Linked DNA regions of Homo sapiens: region 2 is linked to region 1. A link is an interaction called in ENCODE POLR2A ChIA-PET data of the cell type or tissue named here. Cell type or tissue: IMR-90. All regions are shown on one strand. Links, peaks and the distances in the headings refer to the core of each region. The heading gives the core; the rest is flanking DNA.

Evidence for each region. ChIA-PET counts read pairs that join two places held together with the same protein. Peaks named below come from ENCODE experiments on the same cell type or tissue, not always from the same donor. Only the 100,000 strongest peaks of a DNase experiment are listed, where the experiment ranks them.
Region 2: POLR2A ChIA-PET joins it to region 1 with 9 read pairs; 4 of 35 experiments call an interaction of 5 or more read pairs at or near these places.

What each region holds. Positions count from the first base shown.
Region 1 is chr7:101,522,157-101,531,799 of GRCh38, forward strand. The region is part of intron 3 of COL26A1 (collagen type XXVI alpha 1 chain); the gene reads left to right. Among named protein-coding and RNA genes, the nearest start is that of LINC01007, 42 kb to the right of the region's middle. In IMR-90, for the core only: no CTCF peak of the experiment used is centred there; a DNase peak (open chromatin) is centred at 5,835; H3K27ac peaks cover 1,212 bases.
Region 2 is chr7:101,459,652-101,469,294 of GRCh38, forward strand. The region is part of intron 3 of COL26A1 (collagen type XXVI alpha 1 chain); the gene reads left to right. Among named protein-coding and RNA genes, the nearest start is that of COL26A1, 100 kb to the left of the region's middle. RefSeq lists an enhancer at 1,703-2,215. In IMR-90, for the core only: no CTCF peak of the experiment used is centred there; no DNase peak of the experiment used is centred there; H3K27me3 peaks cover 990 bases.

The DNA of each region.
Region 1 (9,643 bases), core at 912-8,911:
GCTCCCAACCCTCCCTCACACCCGCATTGGTCAGCTGGCTCCTAATTAAGCACCACCTCCTCCAGGAAGCCTTCCTTGACCACTCCAAGGGAACTTAGGCACCCACCTTCTCGCCAATTGCCTTGCACCTGTGCCCAACTGGCTTACAGCACTTAGCCCTCTGGATGGGATAACTTTTCGTATATCCATCTGTCTCAGTCTGTTTTGTGCTACTAGAACAAAATATTGGACACTGGGTAATTTATAAGGAACAGAAGTTTATTTCCTCACAGCTCTGGGGGCTGAGAAGTCTAAGATCAAAATCAGGCATCTGGTGAGGCTTCCTCACCATGTTTGGGAACAGCTTCTCCTGCAGCCCCCAGCAACTATTTCCCATTTCCACTAAGTCTAGAAAAAGCAGAGAGGGGCTTCCACTGGAGTAACAGGGACTTAAGACAGAGATCAGGAAGATGTTTGATGCTGAAGTTTATTATATCCTGGCTTGTATTTTCATGGGAAGGGAGGAGATATCTGGGAATGGAGTTGTTGTGTCATAGAGCGGGCTTATATTCAGCCTTATTAGAGACTGCCAAAGGGGTTTTAAAAGTGGTTGTACCATTGATACTCCCACCCGCAGTGTATGACAGACAGTTCCAGTTGCTCCGCATCCTCTCTAATACTTGGTTAAAAAAAAAAAAAAGAGTAACTGTTAGTCTTTTTAATATCAGCCATTCTAGTGGCTATGTGGGAGTATCACATTGTGGTTTAATTTACATTTCCCTGATATGGCAAATGAACTTGACCCCCTCTTCATATGATCATTGGCCATTTGGAGCTCTTATTTTGTGCATACACATATTCCAAGAATCCTCTTCCAGTTGGTGATATACTTCTTCATTCATTCTCTTAATGGTGTCTTTTGATGAAAAGAAATTCTTTTTTTTTTTTTTTGAGGTGGAGTTTTGCTCTTGTTGCCCAGTCTGGAGTGCAATGGCACGATCTCGGCTCACCACAACCTCCGCCTCCCGGGTTCAAGCCATTCTCCTGCCTCAGTCTCCCGAGTAGCTGGGATTACAGGCATGCGCCACCATGCCTGGCTAATTTTGTATTTTTAGTAGAGATGAGGTTTCACTATGTTGGCCAGGCTGGTCTCAAACTCCTGACCTCAAATAATCCACCTGCCTCAGCCTCCCAAAGTGCTGGAATTACAGGCGTGAGCCACCACACCTGGCCCGAGAAATTCTTAATTTTAATGTGGTCTACTTTATCAATTTTTTTAAATGGTAATGCTTCTTGCATCCTGCTTAAGAACTCTATTTTGAGGTCATATAGGTAGTCACCTATGTTTTCTTCCAAATGCTGTATTTTTTTACCCTTTATGTTTAGATCTACAATCCAACTGGAATTGACTTTTGCACGTGGTATGGATTAGGAGTCAGATTCTTTTACTTTTCTTTTTCATTTGTATATCCAATTGACCAGCACCATTTATTGATATGTCTATCCTTTGTCTTCTATACTGCATTTGCGCCTTTTTCATAAGCCAAGTGATGTGTAAGTGTGGATCTATTTGTCTAACTTTGTACCATCCATCTGTCTCGTGTCTTAATTACTATAGTTTTGTAACAAGGTCTCAATTCTAGTAGTATAAATCTTTTACTTTTGTTCTTCTTCAAGACTGCCTTGACTAGTCTTGGACATTTGTATTTTCATATACATTTTGGAATCAATCGGACAATTTCCACCAAAAAAAAAAGTCTACTGGGATTTTGACTGGGATTGCATTGACTCTATAGATCAACTGGAAGAATTTATATATATTTATTTATTTATTTTCAAAAACAACAATTGTGGCCAGGCACAGTGGCTCATACCTGTAATCCCAGCACTTTGGGAGGCTCAAGTGGGCGGATCACTTTAGGTCAGGAGTTCGAGACCAGCATGACCAACATGGTGAAACCCTGTCTCTACTAAAAATACAAAAAATTAGCCGGGCATGGTGGTGGGTGGCTGTAATCTCAGCTACTCGTGAGGCTGAGGCACTAGAGTTGCTTGAACCCAGGAGGCAGAGGTTGCAGTGAGCTAAGATGGCATCACTGCACTCCAGCCTGGGTGACAGAGTGAGACTCTGTCTCAAAGAAAAAAAAAAAAACGACTATTGCAGTGACATCGATGATTAATCACCTGTACTCCCCCTACTGCTAAGGGAAAAACCTTCTATACAGTTGAGTTACAAAGGAAAATCAAGACAATTTATCAGGCACCTACAGCCAGAAAATGCTCTGTTGTTTCCAGAGGTATAGACCTGACATGTTTGATGTCCCAGCGTAACACACCAACCCAGTGGTATAGACACTGACATGTTCAATGTACTAGTGTAACACACCAGCTGCAATTTTTACTGGGATGGGGAGAATTAACATCTTTATAATATTGAGTCTTCCAATCCATGAACATAGTATATCTTTCCATTTATTTAGTTATTTAATTTCTCTCAGTGGTGTTTTATAGTTTTCAGGAGATTTAGTCCTATGTAATTTCATACTTTATGATGCTTTTGTACATGGTATCACTTAATTTCTTTTTCTATTTGCTTGTCGTAGGTAGGAATATGATTGATTTTTGTAAACTGTCTTTATATTCCAGCCACCTTGCTAAACTAGCTTAATAATTCTATAACAGTAGTTTTTCATTAGATCTTGCTGGGGGGAAGATGCTTTGGCCTGTGGTCCAGCCATGGTGCAAGACCCATCAACCTTGAATAAGGGTTGGATGTGGAGGCAGAGAGGGAGAAAAACAGACTCTGCCAGCCAAGTCAACAGAACCCCCAGGGTTATAGACAGACTTTGTCCATGCCCAGTCATGGTCCAGGCACTTGCTTTCATATCATTGAGAATGGGTGCCCCAGAGAAGAATCTTATGAATCTTATGATTTGTGAGTGTGTGGCATGGCCTTTGATGCCAGCTTTCTAAGAGCCAGGTGGAGCAAGAGTGCTGAGATAGTTCCCACTCAGTATCCATAGTTTGACTTCATTCTTTTTTTTTTTTTTTTTTTTTTTTTTTTGAGACAGAGTCTTGCTCTGTCACCCAGGCTGGAATGCAGTGGCGTGATCTCAGCTCTCTACAACCTCTGTCTCCTGGGTTCAAGCCATTCTCCTGCCTCAGCCTCTTGAGTAGCTGGGACTACAGGCGTGTGCCGCCATGCCCAGCTAATTTTTTGTATTTTTAATAGAAACGGGGTTTCACTGTGTTAGCCAGGATGGTCTTGATCTCCTGAAGTCGTGATCTGCCCTCCTCAGCCTCCCAAAGTGCTGAGATTACAGGTGTGAGCCACTGAGCCTGGCCTCTGACTTCACTGTTTTTTTGGTTTTTTTTTTTTGAGATGGAGTCTCTCTCTGTCACCCAGGCTGGAGTGCAGTGGCATGATCTTGGCTCACTGCAAGCTCCGCCTCCCGGGTTCAAGCAATTCTCCTGCCTCAGCCTCCTGAGTAGCTGGGACTACAGGTGCCCACCATCACGCCCGGCTAATTTTTTGTATTTTTAGTAGAGACGGGGTTTCACTGTGTTAGCCAGGATGGTCTCGATCTCCTGACCTCGTGATCCGCCCACCTTGGCCTCCCAAAGTGCTGGGATTACAGGTGTGAGCCACTGCACCTGGCACTTCATTCTTACTTAAGTTAGAAAGTGACCAAACGTAGAGACTTTCTTCCTTTGACCCCCCTCCTACATGGCAGTCCAGCCTTTACACTGACACCCCAATGCTACCCTGCTGGCTCACCTCTCAATGGGATTTTGATAATGGGGATCCAGCCAGTCTCCTTGGGGACAGCCACAGTGGGCCATGCTGCCCTCCTATTGGCCATGGTATCTTTTTAGCTGGAGCAGAACTGCGTTTTCTTTTTCTTTTCTTTTCCTTTTTCTTTTTTTTTTGAGACAGAGTTTCGCTCTTGTTGCCCAGGCTGGAGTGCAATGGCGTGATCTCGGCTCACTGCAACCTCCGCCTCCTGGGTTCAAGCGATTCTCCTGCTTCAGCCTCCCGAGTAGTTGGGATTACAGGTGCCCGCCACCACATCCAGCTAATTTTTGTATTTTTAGTAGAGACGGGGTCTCTCCATGTTGGCCAGGCTGGTCTTGACCTCTCAACCTCAGATGATCCACCCACCTCAACTGCCCAAAGTGCTGGGATTATAAGCATAAGCCACTGCTCCCAGCCTTCTGGATGGATTTTTAAGGATCGCCTCCAGCTGGGCCCTGGTTGGGGTGGCCTGCTGGTGGCACTTGCCCTGCACATGCCCTCTGCCTGCAGACCCCTCTGAGACCTCTCACAGAGGGAGCTGGGCCTCTGGGGACAGGACCATCCATGTGCCTTGCCTCCCACTGGGATCTTGTGGCTCAAGTAGACTCCAGCTGCCTCTTTCCATTTCCCTGCAATAACCAACTCCTGCCCTATCTGCAAATCCCCTCTCAGGGCCCAGGCCTTGGGAATCCAGCCTCATTTGGGAGGTGGGTCCTGAATTCTGGGAGCAGAGCCATCACCAGGAGCAGTGCTGACCAAAGGCAGATGGCAGGTGGACTTGACAACTGTTGTCCTGCTGTGGGTGGGCAGAGCCCGGAAGTGAGAGGCCGAGGAGGAGGTCACCGGTGGCAAGAGTGAAGAGTCCTGGAGCCTGAAGCCACTGGAGCTGATCCAGTGTAAACCCCCTTTATAGATGGGAAAACTGAGGTGTGGAGAGAGAGAGGGCGTCTCAAGCCACACGGTGAGTTCCTGGCCAACTTAGACCCAGGTCTCTATAGTTCTCTTTACAATGAACACACCGCACAATCAACTCTCTCTCTCTTTTGAGACAGCGTCTCAAAAGGACACTACATCTCCAGCCCAGGCTGGAGTGCAGTGGCACAATGACAACTCACTGCAGCCTCCACCTCCCAGGCTCAAGCAATCCTCCCACCTCAGCCTCCTGAGTAGCTAGGATTACAGGCACACGCCACCATATCTAGCTAATTTTAAAATTTTTTCTAGAGACGGGGTCCTGCCATGTTGCCCCGACTGGTCTCCAACTCCTGGGCCCAAGCGATCCTCCCACCTTGACCTCCCAAAGGGCTGGGATGACACGCATGAGCCACCCCACCTGGCCTGCTCTCTCTCTCTATGTCTCTGTCTGTCTCTTTCTCTTTTCTTTTTCTTTTTTCTTTTTATTTTTTTCTCTTTTTGAGATGGAGTCTAGCTCTGTTGCCAGACTGGAGTGCAGTGGCACGATCTCGGCTCACTGAAACCTCTGCCTCCCAGGTTCAAGCAATTCTCCTGCCTCAGCCTCCCGAGTAGCTTGGATTACAGGCACGCACCACCACGTCCAGCTGATTTTTTTTTTTTTGTATTTTTAGTAGCGACGGGGTTTCACCATGTTGGCCAGGATGGTCTTGATCTCTTAACCTCGTGATCCGCCCACCTCAGCCTCCCAAAGTGCTTGGATTACAGGCGTGAGCCACCACGCCAGCCTGTGTCTTTCACACACACACTTGCTTGTGCACCCACAAACACAGACTAGTTTGCCTGGTACGTTGACACTTCCAACATACACCTATTGGCAAAGGTTTACCCCGCTGGTTTCTGTGTGGGTCCTAGACGCTGGGAAAGGCACTGTGGCCCCAGGTGCTCCAGGGCCAGTGTGTTCTCGGAGGGGCCAGGCATTTGGGACACTTCATAATCCTGGAAAGTTAGCGACCACATCGTAGAGTAGTTCGGGCAGGGCCTCCTCTGGTCACAGAGCCAGGAGGGGGCAGGATCAGCACCCCCATCACCATTTCCATGTTTCCAGCACTCCAGTGAATAATCAAAGAAAGTTAAACAAACATGCTTTAATTGCCTGTCGATGACAGATGCCAAGGGAATGAAAATCCCGTCCGGTTCTGGAGCGCCTGCCCGGGGATGGGGGTGGTGTGGGGAGTCCGAGCTGGCTGGGCCTCTAGGGCCTCACCACAGCTGGGGAGCTGGACCCACCCCACAACCCCCATGTCCACCGTTGGCCAAGCTGCTCCTCACCTGCCAAGCAGGGTGCCCAGTGCCAGAGCAAACTGGGCCCAGGCCCAGCATAATTTCCAGAAATAGGTCTTTGAGAGAGCTGGGCCTCCCCCTCCATCCGCTGAACTTCCACCATGCAGGGGATCCTATTTGTTGCCTCAGGCCCTTGAAACACTCTGCTCAAGGCCCCTAAAAGCCTCCAGATTGTGCAGTTTGCCCAGAGTTCCTGGACAGGCCAGGGCTGTCATTTGTAACTTCCCCATGTCCACCTCCTCCTCCTCTTCCCTCAGGCCCCAAGGGTGGGGTGGTGTCTTCCTGTGTGGCTCGAGCTGGAGAGTTGCTTTTCCCTTCCCTCCCCTTCCCTCTCCTCCCCTCCTCTCCCCTCCTGTCCTCTCCCTTCCCCTCCCCTCTCTGACAGGGTCTGGCTCTGTTGCCCAAACTGTAGTGCAGTGGCGCCAACATGGCTCACTGCAGCCTCAACCTTCTGGACTCAGGTGATCCTCCTGCCTCAGCCTCCAAAGTAGCTGAGACTACTGGCACGCACCACCATGCCTGGCTAACTTTTGTATCTTTTTGTACAGACAGGGTCTCACTGTGTTCACCAGGCTGATCTCAAACTCCCGGGCTCAAGCGATCCACCCACCTCAACCTCCCAAAGTACAGGGATTCCAGCCATGAGCCACCACACCCATCCTTCTTTTCTTTTTTAAATATGTTATTTTATTTTAAGGCTAGGTGCTGTGGCTCACGCCTGTCATCTCAGCTCTTTGGGAGGCCAAGCCGGGTGGATCACTTGAGGTCAGGAGTTCGAGACCAGCCTGGCCAACACAGCGAAACCCTATCTCTACTAAAAATACAAAAATTAGCCAGGCACGGTGGCACGTGACTGTAGTCCCAGCTACTTGGGAGGCTGAGGCAGGAGAATCACTTGAACCCCGGTGGCAAAGGTTACAGTGAGCCAAGATTGTACCACTGCACTTCAGCCCAGGCAACAGAGCAAGATTCTGTGTCAAAAGAAAATTATTTTATGTTAGATTCAGGGGGTTATATGTGCTTGTTTGTTACATGCATAATAGTAGGGATTGGGCTTGTAGTGCACCCATCACCCAAATATTTTTTGTTTTTTGTTTTTGAAACGGAGTTTTGCTCTCTTGGCCAGGCTGGAGTGCGATGGCTTGATCTTGGCTCACTGCAGCCTCTGCCTCCCGGGTTCAAGCGATCCTCGTGCCTCAGCCTCCCTAGTAGCTGGGATTTTAGGCATCTGCCACCACACCTGGCTAATATTTGTATTTTTAGTAGAGACAGGGTTTCACCATGTTGGCCAGGCTGGTCTCGAACTCCTGATCCTCTCACCTCGGCCTCCCAAAGTGCTGAGATTACAGGCGTGAGCCACCATGCCCGGCCTCATCACCCAAATGTTGAACACTGTACCAGAGAGATTATTTTTCAATCCTCATACCCCATCTTTATGTCCATATATACCCCTTGTTCAGCTCCTACTTATAGGTGAGAACATGCAATATTTGATCTTCTGCTTCTGAGTTTGTTCGCTCAGAATGACAACCTCCAGCTGCGTCCATGTTGCTGCAAAGGACATGATTTTATTCTTTTTCATGGCTGTGTAATATTCTACAGTGTATATGCACCTCATTTTCTTTATCCAATCCACCATTGGTGGACGCTTAGGTTCCATCTTGCTTTTTCCAAGTGATCCTGGTCAACCCACAGAACACAGCTACTAGAGAGGGGTCATGCATCTCTGCTTTCAAGTAGACAACCCCTGAAGGCAGGCATTCGGGTCTGTGCAGCCCTGACCCTCTCCCCACCAGTATTAGAGTGTTGGCACAGTGTCATCCAGTCGCAGGAACATCCACAGAGCCTTCGGGTGGATGAGGGATGATTAGAGGTAGAGGAGAGGAGGTGGACAGATGGGGAGCAGGGTGAATGTATAGGTGGGTAGATGGGGGTGTTTAGGGCTGGGGTAGCTTAAGGTGTAGGATGGGTAGCTGGGTGGGTGAGTGAATAGGTGAACAAATGGAACCCTGTTCATTTTGATCTCTGCCTTTCCCATTAAGGACTTCTTTCAGCCGCACAGGAATCATTGGTTGTGTAAGTTTAAGAGGAAGGCACTAGGCTGGGCGTGGTGGCTCTCACTTGTAATCCCAGCACTTTGGGAGGCTGAGGTGGGCGGATCCCTTGAGGTCAGAAGTTCGAGACCAGCCTGGGCAACATGGTAAAACCCCGTCTCTACTAAAAATACACAACTAGCCGGGCGTGGTGATGCGTGCCTGTAATCCTAGCTACCCGGGAGGCTGAGGCAGGAGAATCACTTGAACTTGAGGCGGAGGTTGCAGTGAGCAAGATTGCATCACTGTACTCCAGCCTGGGTGACAAGAGTGAGACTCTGTCTTTAAAAAAAAAAAAAAAAAAAAAAAAAGCAGGCACTGAAAGCCCCCTGGACGCCAGGGCCTTGTTGACTGGGGACTTCCTGGAGGCTGGCCTTTCAGGGACTCCACCGTTTCATCAGGGATGTTCCCAAATGTCAGCGTCGGTGGGTCTTTCCTCTTTGGCAGGCCCCTGTTTCCAGGGAGGACTCCCTCCTCTGCCCCATCTGGGGCATTTTGAGCCCCAGGAGAGCCAGTGGCTCCCAGTCTCCATCCCCGCCTTGGGTTTGCAAGGCTGGCTGGTGCACCTGGCTGCATGCACCTTGCAAAATAGTATTTGCATTGTTCATCTGCCAAGAGGTCCCTCCGCCTTTCCCTTTGCTTTGTGGATTTTATACCTTTTTTATTTCTTGTTTTTTTTTGTTTTTTGTTTTTTTGTTTTTTTGTTTTGAGAAGAAGTCTCACTCTGTCACCCAGGCTGGAGTGCAGTGGTGCGATCTCGGCTCACTGCAAGCTCTGCCTCCTGGCTTCATGCCAGTCTCCTGCCTCAGCCTCCCGAGTAGCTGAGACTACAGGCGCCCGCCACCATGCCTGGCTAATTTTTTGTATTTTTTAGTAGAGACGGGGTTTCACCATGTTAGCCAGGATTGTCTCGATCTCCTGACCTCATGATCCTCCCGCCTTGGCCTCCCAAAGTGCTGGGATTATAGGCGTGAGCCACCACACCCGGCCTACCTTTTTATTTCTTTATCAGCCCTTTCCTGAGAGGAAACAGAAGGGAACCTGTGTTCAATCCACCATGTTTAACTAGAAAACCACATCCCTGTATCATGTGTCTTTGGTGAAGTCCTGCCTGGTCCCAGAGTCAGAAAACTGTATATATTCCTCTAGTTGTTTGAATGTTCAGTGTTTATACCTCAGTCTTCAATCTGTTTTATGCATCAGAGGTACTGACAAGGTTTTATGGAGGAGAAAGAGTTCTATTCCTTAACAAATGCTTATAAATCACTGATTTGGGCCAGCCAGGGGTAGAAGGGAGGGAAGGAGGGAGAGGGGCCCTCTGCTAGGCCACATGTCACTGAGGAGCAGCGAGTAGGGTGTTGCCCCCTCTTGACCCGAGACTGAGCACCCTGAGGGTACAGCCTCGACCACCTATTCCCAGGGTCCTGAGACTCCCCCCAACTCCCCGTGGTTTCTCCCCAAACATCTATTGCAGAGGAATCGCCCTTTGTTTTTTGTTTTTTTTTTTAAGGACAGGGAA
Region 2 (9,643 bases), core at 663-8,662, 63 kb before region 1:
TTGGCTTGGTGTTGTAGAAGAGATTTACCACAAAGTTGATCATCTCCTCAACCATCAGGAGATGATAACTTTATTCTGAGTAGGGGATTTTTACTCTTTTTTTCTGTATTCCAGCTGGAAATGAATCCAACCAGGACAGGAAATGAATCCCCTAGACTCCTATATGGGCAAGGGCAGGCCTGGGACAGAGGGGCTTAGCTAGTCCATCCAAGCGTGGAGCTGATTGATTTGAGTCCAAGGCGATGCTAACCATTCTGCCCCGACTCTAGCTCTGTGTACGGGCATGTCTGTGTTTTGAATGGCTGAGGGTTCAAAGCCAGAAGGAGTTAGTTCTCCTGAGAAGAGGCTGCAGCCTCCTGGTCTATCTGCAGAGCTCATCGCTTTAGGAAAGTGACTCCCCATGAATCTGATGATGTTTCTGAGACTTGCCTTCCATAGCTGTCATTCAAACTAGGACCATTTATCAAAATGAGCCGAGTGCATAGCACGTTCCGGGCGCCGGATGCTTGGATCACATTGATGAATAAGGGACTTCAGGGGCTCCCAGGTGTGCTGTGTGTGTGTGGTGGAGAGTGTGCAGGGGCCAGAGGAATGAACAAATCATCCAATACTGTGAGATAAGGACTTCGCTAAAGGTACGATTGAGGTGTTGTGAGATTCACAGGAGGTAGAGATCTGGGTGATCCTCCTCTGGTTCAAGGCCTGGCTCCCTGGGTCTAAGTTTCTCAGAATCCCACTTCACCATGCATCCTCTCTCTTCTGTAGATTGCATCTTTCTTCCCCACTGGCTCTTTCCCATCAGCACCTAAGGATACTCCAGCATCTCTCTCCTTTAAGAAAACAGCCTCAGGCCAGGCGCGGTGGCTCACACCTGTAATCCCAGCACTTAGGGAGGTGGAGGTGGGCGGATCACGAGGTCAAGAGTTTGAGACCATCCTGGCCAACATGGTGAAAAATTGTCTCTACTAAAAATACAAAAATTAGCTGGGCATGGTGGCACGCATCTGTAATCCCAGCTACACAGGAGGCTGAGGCAGAAGAATCGCTTGAACCCGGGAGGCGGAGGTTCCAATAAGCCGAGATCATGTCACTGCACTCCAGCCTGGGTGATAGAGAGAGACTCCATCTCAGGAAGAAAAAAAAAAAAGAAAGAAAAGAAAACAGCCTCATTGCGTCTACATCATTCTTTTGCTGTTGGCTTTTCTCAGCCAGCTTTCTTGGAAGCACTGGTTGCTCTGCCTGACTCAGTTTCCTTGTTTATAGGGTCTTCTCCAACCTCTGCGGCCAGGTCTCTGCCCTGCTTACTGTCTCATTTGCACCTGCGGGATGTTACTTTATTTTATTTTTTGAAACAGGGTCTTGCTCTGTCACCCAGGCTGGAGTGCAGTGGAGCTATCATAGCTCACTTCAATCTCCTGGGCTCAAGTGATCCTCCTTCCTCAGCCTCCCAAGTAGCTGGGACCACAGGTGCACCACACCACGCCCAGCAATTTTTTTTGTTTTGTTTTGTTTTACATTTTGTAGAGATAGGGTCTCTCTATGTTGCCAAGGCTGGTCTCGAATTCCTGGTCTCAAGCAATTCTCTTGCTTTGGCCTTCCAAAGTGCTGGGATCACAGGTGTGAGCCACTGCACCTGCCCTCCTCCTCCTCCTCCTTCTTTTTTTTTGACGGAGTTTCGCTGTTGTTGTGCAGGCTGGTGTGTAATGACACGATCTCAGCTCCCTGCAACCTCCGCCTCCCGGGTTCAAGCGATTCTCCTGCCTCAGCTTCCCAGGTAGCTGGGATTACAGATGCCCGCCACTACACCCGGGTAATTTTGTATTTTTAGTAGAGATGGGGATTCGCCATGTTGGTCAGGCTAGTCTCAAACTCCTCACCTCAGGTGATCCACCTGCCTCGACCTCCCAGAGTGCTGGGATTGCAGGTGTGAGCCACGGTGCCCAGCCACCTCCTTCTTCTAATTATGATCTTCCCTGGGGCTAATTTCACACATTGCCACTCAAGGTCACACACCTTACCTTTCTCACTACAGCAGAGGAAGCATTTCTAGAACCTCCTGGTTGGGGCTGGGGTCCCATCACATCCACACTGTGGCTGGGAGAAGGGAAGGGCTTTGGTCAATGTTATCAATCATCAGCTCCAGTTGGGCCTGAGGCATATAAGTTCAAGGTCTCGTCCACAGTGTGCTGGCCCAGACTGGGCAGAGCCAGTGGCTGGCAGGGGTTGCCGGTCCACTCCAGCCCTCACCGTTGGGGCCATGGGGTGGGTTGATTGGGTTTTGCCTCTGCTTAGCCTGTTATGGTGATGGTGAGTAGAGATGGATGGGCTGTCTATCCACGGAGCACTTTTTTTTTTTTTTTTTTTTTGAGACGAAGTCTTGCTCTGTTACCCAGGCTGGAGTGCAGTGGTGCGATCTTGGCTCACTGCAACCTCTGCTTCCCAGTTTCAAGTGATTCTCCTGCCTTGGCCTCCCAAGTAGCTGAGACTACAGGTGCCCGCCTCCACGCCCGGCTAATTTTTGTATTTTCAGTAGAGATGGGGTTTCACCATGTTGGCCTGGCTGGTCTCACACCCCTGACCTTGTGATCCACCCGCCTTGGCCTCCCAGAGTGCTGGGATTACAGGCTTGAGCCACCGCACCCAGCCTCAGGGAGCATTTTAAACTTATCTCCTTTTCTTTTTTGAGATAGGGCCTCACTCTGTCATCCAGGCTGGAGTGCAGTGGTGCCATCTCGGCTCACTGCAACCTCTGCCTCCTGGGTTCAAGCAATTCTCCTGCCTCAGCCTCCTGAGTAGCTGGGATTATAGGTGTGTACCACCACACCTGGCTAATTTTTGTATTTTTAGTAGAAAGGGGGTTTCACCATGTTAGTCAGGCTGGTCTCGAACTCCTGACTTCAGGTGATCTGCCTGCCTCAGCCTCCCAAAGTGCTGGGATTACAGGCGTGAGCCACCGTGCCCGGCCTTAACTTCATGTATTTATTTCTTTTTCTCTTCCTGGGGCCTCCAGGGCTGTGGTGTCATCAACAGTTCCCCGTACTGTTTACTGGGACCCCCATGCTTCCGGCCCCCGGTGACACGTGGGAGCTCAGTAGCTGGCAGGGCAGGACCCATCATGAGAGTCCCAGAACTGGGGAACACCGAGAAGCAGAGAATGGGGCCCCACGCAGACCAGGAGCCCCATGCCTGAGCTGCAAGGAGGGACTTGCAGGCAAGGTTTTCCACCTGGATCTGTTCAGATGCAGTGACCTTGCAGAGTGATGGGGCCGGGACACTTCGTGCATCAAAGCACATAATTAACAATAAAAAGGAAAGGGGCCCAAGAAGAGGGGTCCCAGAAGAGAGGTCCAAGTTTCCTAGAGGGCAAGGACAGGCCATGATTGACAAGCCAGAAGTGGGCTCATGAGAACTGGGCTTTCTCTGCCAATAGTTGTGCTGTCCTGACCTAAGCTTACCTTCTCTAAATGTGTCAATCTAGAAAGAGAACAGGGCTTTGGTTTTGCAAGATTAAAAAGGTCTGCAAATTAATTGCACACACATTGTAATAAATCTCCACCCCTTTTTCATCTTGCAAATTCTATGAATTTTGGATGCCTCATATAAGTGAAATCACAGTGTTAGTTTTTTTGTGACTGCCTTATTTCGCTTAGCATTATGTCTTCAAGATTCATCCATGTAGCAAGGGTCAGAATTTCCTTCCTTTAAAGGCTGAATGATATTCCACTGTAGGGATATTACTATCCATTCATCTGCCATGGGACATTGATTTGGGTTGCTTTTACTTCTTGGCTATTGTGAATAATGCTGCCATAACCATAGGTTGCAAATATCCCTTCCCTCCCCTCCTTTCCCTTCCCTTCCCTTCCCCCCTCTTCCCCCTCTTCCCCCTTCCCTCCCCTTTTCTTTTTCTTTCTTTCACTTGTCCTTCCCTTCCCTTCCCTCCCTCCCTTTCTTCTTCCCTCCCTCCCTCCCCCTCTTCCTTCCTTCCTTCCATCCTTCCATCCTTCCATCCTTCCTTCCTCCCTCCCGTCCCCTTTCTTTCTTTTTCTCTCTCTTTCTTTCTTTTTTCCCCTCCCTCTCTCCCCCCTCCCTTCCTTCCTCCCTTCCCCTTTTCCTTCCTTCTTTCTTTCTTTCTTCCTTTCTTTCTCTCTCTCTTTCTTCCCTCCCTCCCTTCCTTCCTCCTTCCTTCCCTCCCTCCCTCTTTTTTCTCTTTTTTCTTTTCTTTCTTTCTTTCTTTCTTTCTTTCTTTCTTTTTCTTTCTCTCTTTCTTTCTTCTTTTATTCTTTCTTAATCTTTCTCTCTCTCTTTCATTGTTTTTCTTTTCCTTTTTTTGTGACAGGGTCTTGCTCTGTCACCCAGGCTAAATTGCAGTGGCACAATGATAGCTCACTGCAGCCTCGACGTCCTGGGCTCAAGCAATCCTCCTACCGTAGTCTCCCAAGTAGCTGGGTCTACAGGCATGTACCACCATGCTTGGCAAATTTTCAAATTTTTTATAAAAATGGGATCTTGCCATGTTGCCCAGGCTGGTATGGAACTCCTGGCCTCAAGTGATCCTCCCATATCAGCTTTCCAAACTGCTGGGATTACAGGCTCATGCCACCACTCCCAGCTAATTTTTTATATTTAGTAGAGATAGTGTTTCACCATGTTGGTCAGGCTGGTCTCGAACTCCTGACCTCAGATGATCCACCCACCTCGGCCTCCCAAAGTGCTGAGATTACAGGTGTGAGCCACCAAGCCCAGCATCTAATTCTTATTTTATTATTATTTTTTTTGAGATGGAGTTTTGCTCTTGTTGCCCAGGCTGAGGTGCAATGGCGCGATCTCAGCTCACCACAACTCTGCCTCCCGGGTTCAAACGATTCTCCTGCCTCAGCCTCCTGAGTAGCTGGGATTACAGGCTCCTGCCACCACGCCTGGCTAATTTTGTATTTTCATTAGAGATGAGGTTTCTCCATGTTGGTCAGGCTGGTCTTGAACTCCTGACCTCAGGTGATCCACCCACCTTGGCCTCCCAAAGTGCTGGAATTACAGGCTTGAGCTACCGTGCCCGGCCTCTAATTCTTATTTTTATTTTATTCATTTATTTTGGAGACAGTGTCTTGCTCGGTTGCCCAGATGATCATAGCTCACTGCAGCCTCTAACTCCTGAGCTCAAGTAATCCTCCCACCTCAGCTTCCTGAGTAGGCGGGACTACAGGTACACACCACCATGCCCGGCTAATTTTAAAATTGTTTGTAGTGGCGGGGTCTCGCTATGTTGCCCAGGCTGGTCTCAAACTTCTGGCTCCAAGTGATCCTCCCACCTCAGCCTCCCAAAGCACTGGTATTATAGGTGTAAGTCACCACCCTTGGCTTTAAGCTTCTAATTCTTTCTTTCTTTTTTTTTTTTTTTTTTGTTGGGACAGAGTCTCATTCTGTTGCCCAGGCTGGAATGTGGTAGTGCGACGATAGCTCACTGCAGCCTTGAACTCCTGGGCTCAAGCAATCTTCCCACCTTAGCCTCCCAAGTAGCTGAGACTACAGGTGCACACCACCTGTAGCTCTGCTAAGTTTTAAATTTTTCACAGAGGTAGGTTCTCGCTATGTTGCTGAGGCTGCTCTCCAACTCCTGGGCTCAAACGATCCTCCTGCCTCAGCTTCTCAAAGTGCTGGCATTGCAGATGTGAGCCACCACGCCCAGGCTCTCTGCATCATTTTAACAAAGAGTCATAGCCTCTGAGCCCTGGGCTGTGGCGGGGCCAGCCCTGTTTCCCTCTCACACTCCAGTGCAGGACAACATCAGCAAGTGCTTTCAGATTACAGGTGTGAGCCACTGCGCCTGGTCAGGAGTTCAAGACCAGCCTGGCCAACATGGTGAAACTCTGTCTCTACTAAAAATACAAAAAAATCAGTCGGGCGTGGTGGTGCATGCCTGTAGTCCCAGCTACTGGGGAGGCCAAGGCAGGAGAATTGCTTGAACCCAGGGGGCAGAGGTTGAAGTGAGCCGAGATCATGCCATTGCACTCCAGCCTGGACGACAAAGTGAAACTGTCTCAAAAAAAAAAAAAAAAAAAAAGAAAAGAAAAAGAAACAAAGGAAGTGCTCTCGGCCTGGCGTGGCAGTGATATAAGACATCAGGCCCCTTCCCATGTAACCGGAAACCCATGAACAGAGCCTGGTGGTTTTACAAACAGGAGGAGCAGAATGGAGAACAGAGAATCTCATCTTCTGGGGGTCCACACGTGTTCCCCAAGATTGTGGGAATGAGTGTGTGCAGCTGGCTTGGGCAAGGGTGCCGTGGCACTGCAGGGGCCAGCAGCTTTCCACCTATCCAGGACTTGCTAACAACTTGCTAACGGCCCTGACTGAGATGACTCAGTTTCCCAGCTAGAACTCCCCAGCAGCAAATGCAGGCTTGGCTGCTGTATCATTGATCACTCCCAGCCTGTCCCTGCCAAGCAATTCTATATCCCTCACCTGCTTGGAGAGTGGAAAGGCCACAGGCGTCAATAGCCTCAGACCCAGCATTTAAATCCTGGCTCCACACACTAGTTCTGTGGGCTGGTCGCTTCCTGTCTGAACCTCCATTTGCTCATCTATAAAGTGAGCACAGCGATACCTGTCTTGCAGAATTGTCAATATATTGTATATGAAATGAGGTGACAAGTACCTGATGTGGCACAATTGGTGGTACAGAGTAGGCCTGAATAAATGGCCCTTGTTACTGTCATTCCCCGACCTGCCCAGCACTAGGCACAATAGTGTTAGAAACCCACATTGATTAGCCGGGCACAGTGACTCATACCTGTCATCCCAGCACTTTAGGAGGCCAAGGCAGGAGGATTGCTTGAGGCCAGGAGTTAGAGACTAGCCTGGCCAACATAGACCCCGTCTCTACAGAAAACTTTAAAAATTAGCTAGGCATGGTGGTGTGCACCTGCTACTCAGGAGGCAAAAGTGGGAGAATCGCTTGAGCCTCGGAGGTTGAGGCTGCAGTGAGCTGTGATTGTGCCACTGCACTCCAGCCTGGGTGACACAGCGAGACCCTGTCTCCAAAAAATATATAAATAAATACAGACTGACTGATTTTTGTATTTTCCCCTTCAGGATATAGATGCTTAGGACTGAGATGAGAATGCTAAGACCCCGGCATGTTCTGGTGTGTGTGTGTGTGTGTGTGTGTGTGTGTGTGTGTGTGTGTGAGAGAGAGAGATTCAGTCTCTGCCTTTTCATGCAACGTGAAGGGTCTCAGTATGGATCCCCTGAGTACCAGAAAGCACCCTGTCAGGTAGAGGGTGCCAGGAATCCCCGGTCTTGCTGCCAGCGCTGGGAGCCCTGGGCTGAGGTCCAGAGTTAGTGACCCCCTGCAAAGCTGCTGTTTTCCTTTAGGGAGTGGAGATTGGTTGGGGTTTGGAGTCCAACCAAATTCCCCTTGGAGGGCAGCCCATCAGCAACAGGGATGCTGTGAACGTCCCTGGGAGGTGGTGGGTTGTGTAGACAGAGGCCGGAAGTCAGGACCTTTTGAAGCAGCATTATTGTCAGGGGTAAATACCTGAGGTTCATCATCTCACGCCAGGGAAATCAAAGACATGGACCCACAAGAAGTGAGTTTAAGAGCAGAGGTTTAATAGGTGATAAAGAGAGAAAAGAGAACAGCCCTCCCTCCTGCAGATAGAGAGGGGCTGCCGAGTGGGTCTTCTGGTTTCATGGCGAAATGCACAGGGCGGGGGGAGGATGGGGGGTGGTTTATAGATGAGCCTGAAGAGGCAGAGTCTGATTTACACAGCGCCCGAGAGATTGGTCAGACCAGGTGTGACGTTTGCATAGTGTGCGAAGAAGCTGGCCATCCCACCCCAATCTTTTATTGTGCAGACGGGTTCTCTACCTGGCTGCTGCCATCTTGTCTGTTCCTTCCTGTACACATGGTTGACAAAGAAAAGGGAAGATGGGGCCGGGCGCGGTGGCTCACGCCTGTAATCCCAGCACTTTGGGAGGCTGAGGCGGGCAGATCACGAGGTCAGGAGATCAAGACCATCCTGGCTAACACGGTGAAACCCTGTCTCTACTAAAAATACAAAAAATTAGCCAGGTATGGTGGCGGGCGCCTGTAGTCCCAGCTACTTGGGAGGCTGAGGCAGCAGAATGGCATGAACCCGGGAAGCAGGGCTTGCAGTGAGCCGAGATCGCGCCACTGCACTCCAGCCTGGGTGACAGAGCGAGACTCCGTCTCAAAAGAAAAGAAAAAGAAAAGGGAAGAAGGAGCCGCCATGTTGAACCTACCTGGCCCCCAGGTAACCCTTTTCTATTGGCACGGCTGCCGGCATTTACATATGCAAGCTTTTAGCTTGCTTACCTGTGCTTGTAGATTTTCAGGCTGCTTTTTGTTAGAAAAGAAATGATTCACACTTGTAATCCCAGCACTTTGGGAGGCCAAGTCTGGTAGATGGCTTGAGGTCAGGAGTTCAAGACCAGCCTGACCAACATGGTGAAACCCCGTCTCTACTAAAAATACAAAAATTAGCCGGGCATGGTGGTGCACGCCTGTAATCCCAGCTACTCAGGAGGTTGAGGCAAGAGAATCGCTTGAACCCGGGAGGTGGAGGTGCAGCCAGCCAAGATCACACCACTGCACTCCAGCCTGGGCAACAGAGCAAGACTCAGTCTCAAAAAAAAAAAAATAAAAGAAATTATTTTGCAGCTGCTTTTTATTAAAAGGAAACCCTTACCAAGGACTCTCTTACCCCCACTATCTGCCTAAAGAATTTCTTTCTAGCTCTTTTATCACTTTGTAAGTGACCTGCCCATCCGTTTCTCTTCTGGAAATAGGGTCATAGGAGTAGCCCTGCTGGGGAAGGGGCACCTTGGAGGTCTCTGCTCCCCGAGGCAGGGCTCCGTGCCGCCAAGCAAGGCCTCCGTAACGACCCACTGAGCCCTGGTTATCGTAAACTTCCTGCAGAAGGGGGCTTACCTTCCCATGATGCCATGTCTAGACACAAGGTCAGGTATAAGTTATGGAGATGATGTAGCATGTTCGGTGGTTAAACCGTAAAACTTTAATGAGAGATTTCTGTGTCTTGAACATGTGCTGGGGAAACTGTGGGAGGAGGGAGGGGGAGACGCATTCACTTCCTTTCCACTTCTTCTCTGGCCATCTGTAGGGGTGCAGGCACCGCCCTGGAGGCCAAGCCCTTGGCGCTCAGCTGAGATTTGGTGTCAGTGAGTGGCCTCCACCAGACCTGGCAGTTCCCAGGCCTGGCTCCCATTAAGCAGCTAGATGGAGCTCTGCCCTGCTGCACCGGGTGGACCTTGGCCAAGTCACAGCCTCGCAGGGCCTCGGTTTTCTCATCTGTGAAATGGGGTTGGGAGAGAGACTCTCCCAGCACAAATGTTTCCATCTCCTGATCTTCTATGATCTGGCAGAGCGCATCAGCAGACACGCATGTTGAGCAGAAGGAATGCCTCTCTGAGTTTCAGACCTGCCTCGTGGGGCCCTGGGGACACTGTAGGGCAGAGGAATAGCTTTATGGACTGTAAAGTGCTGTGCAGACACACAGCCCTCCTGGAAATTCTGGGGGTCTCTCTCTGAAAAGGGGTGAAAGCTATGCTGGTAGCTATTTAGGAGATATCTTTGTGGAAAAGGAAATGGAGACTGCTGTGG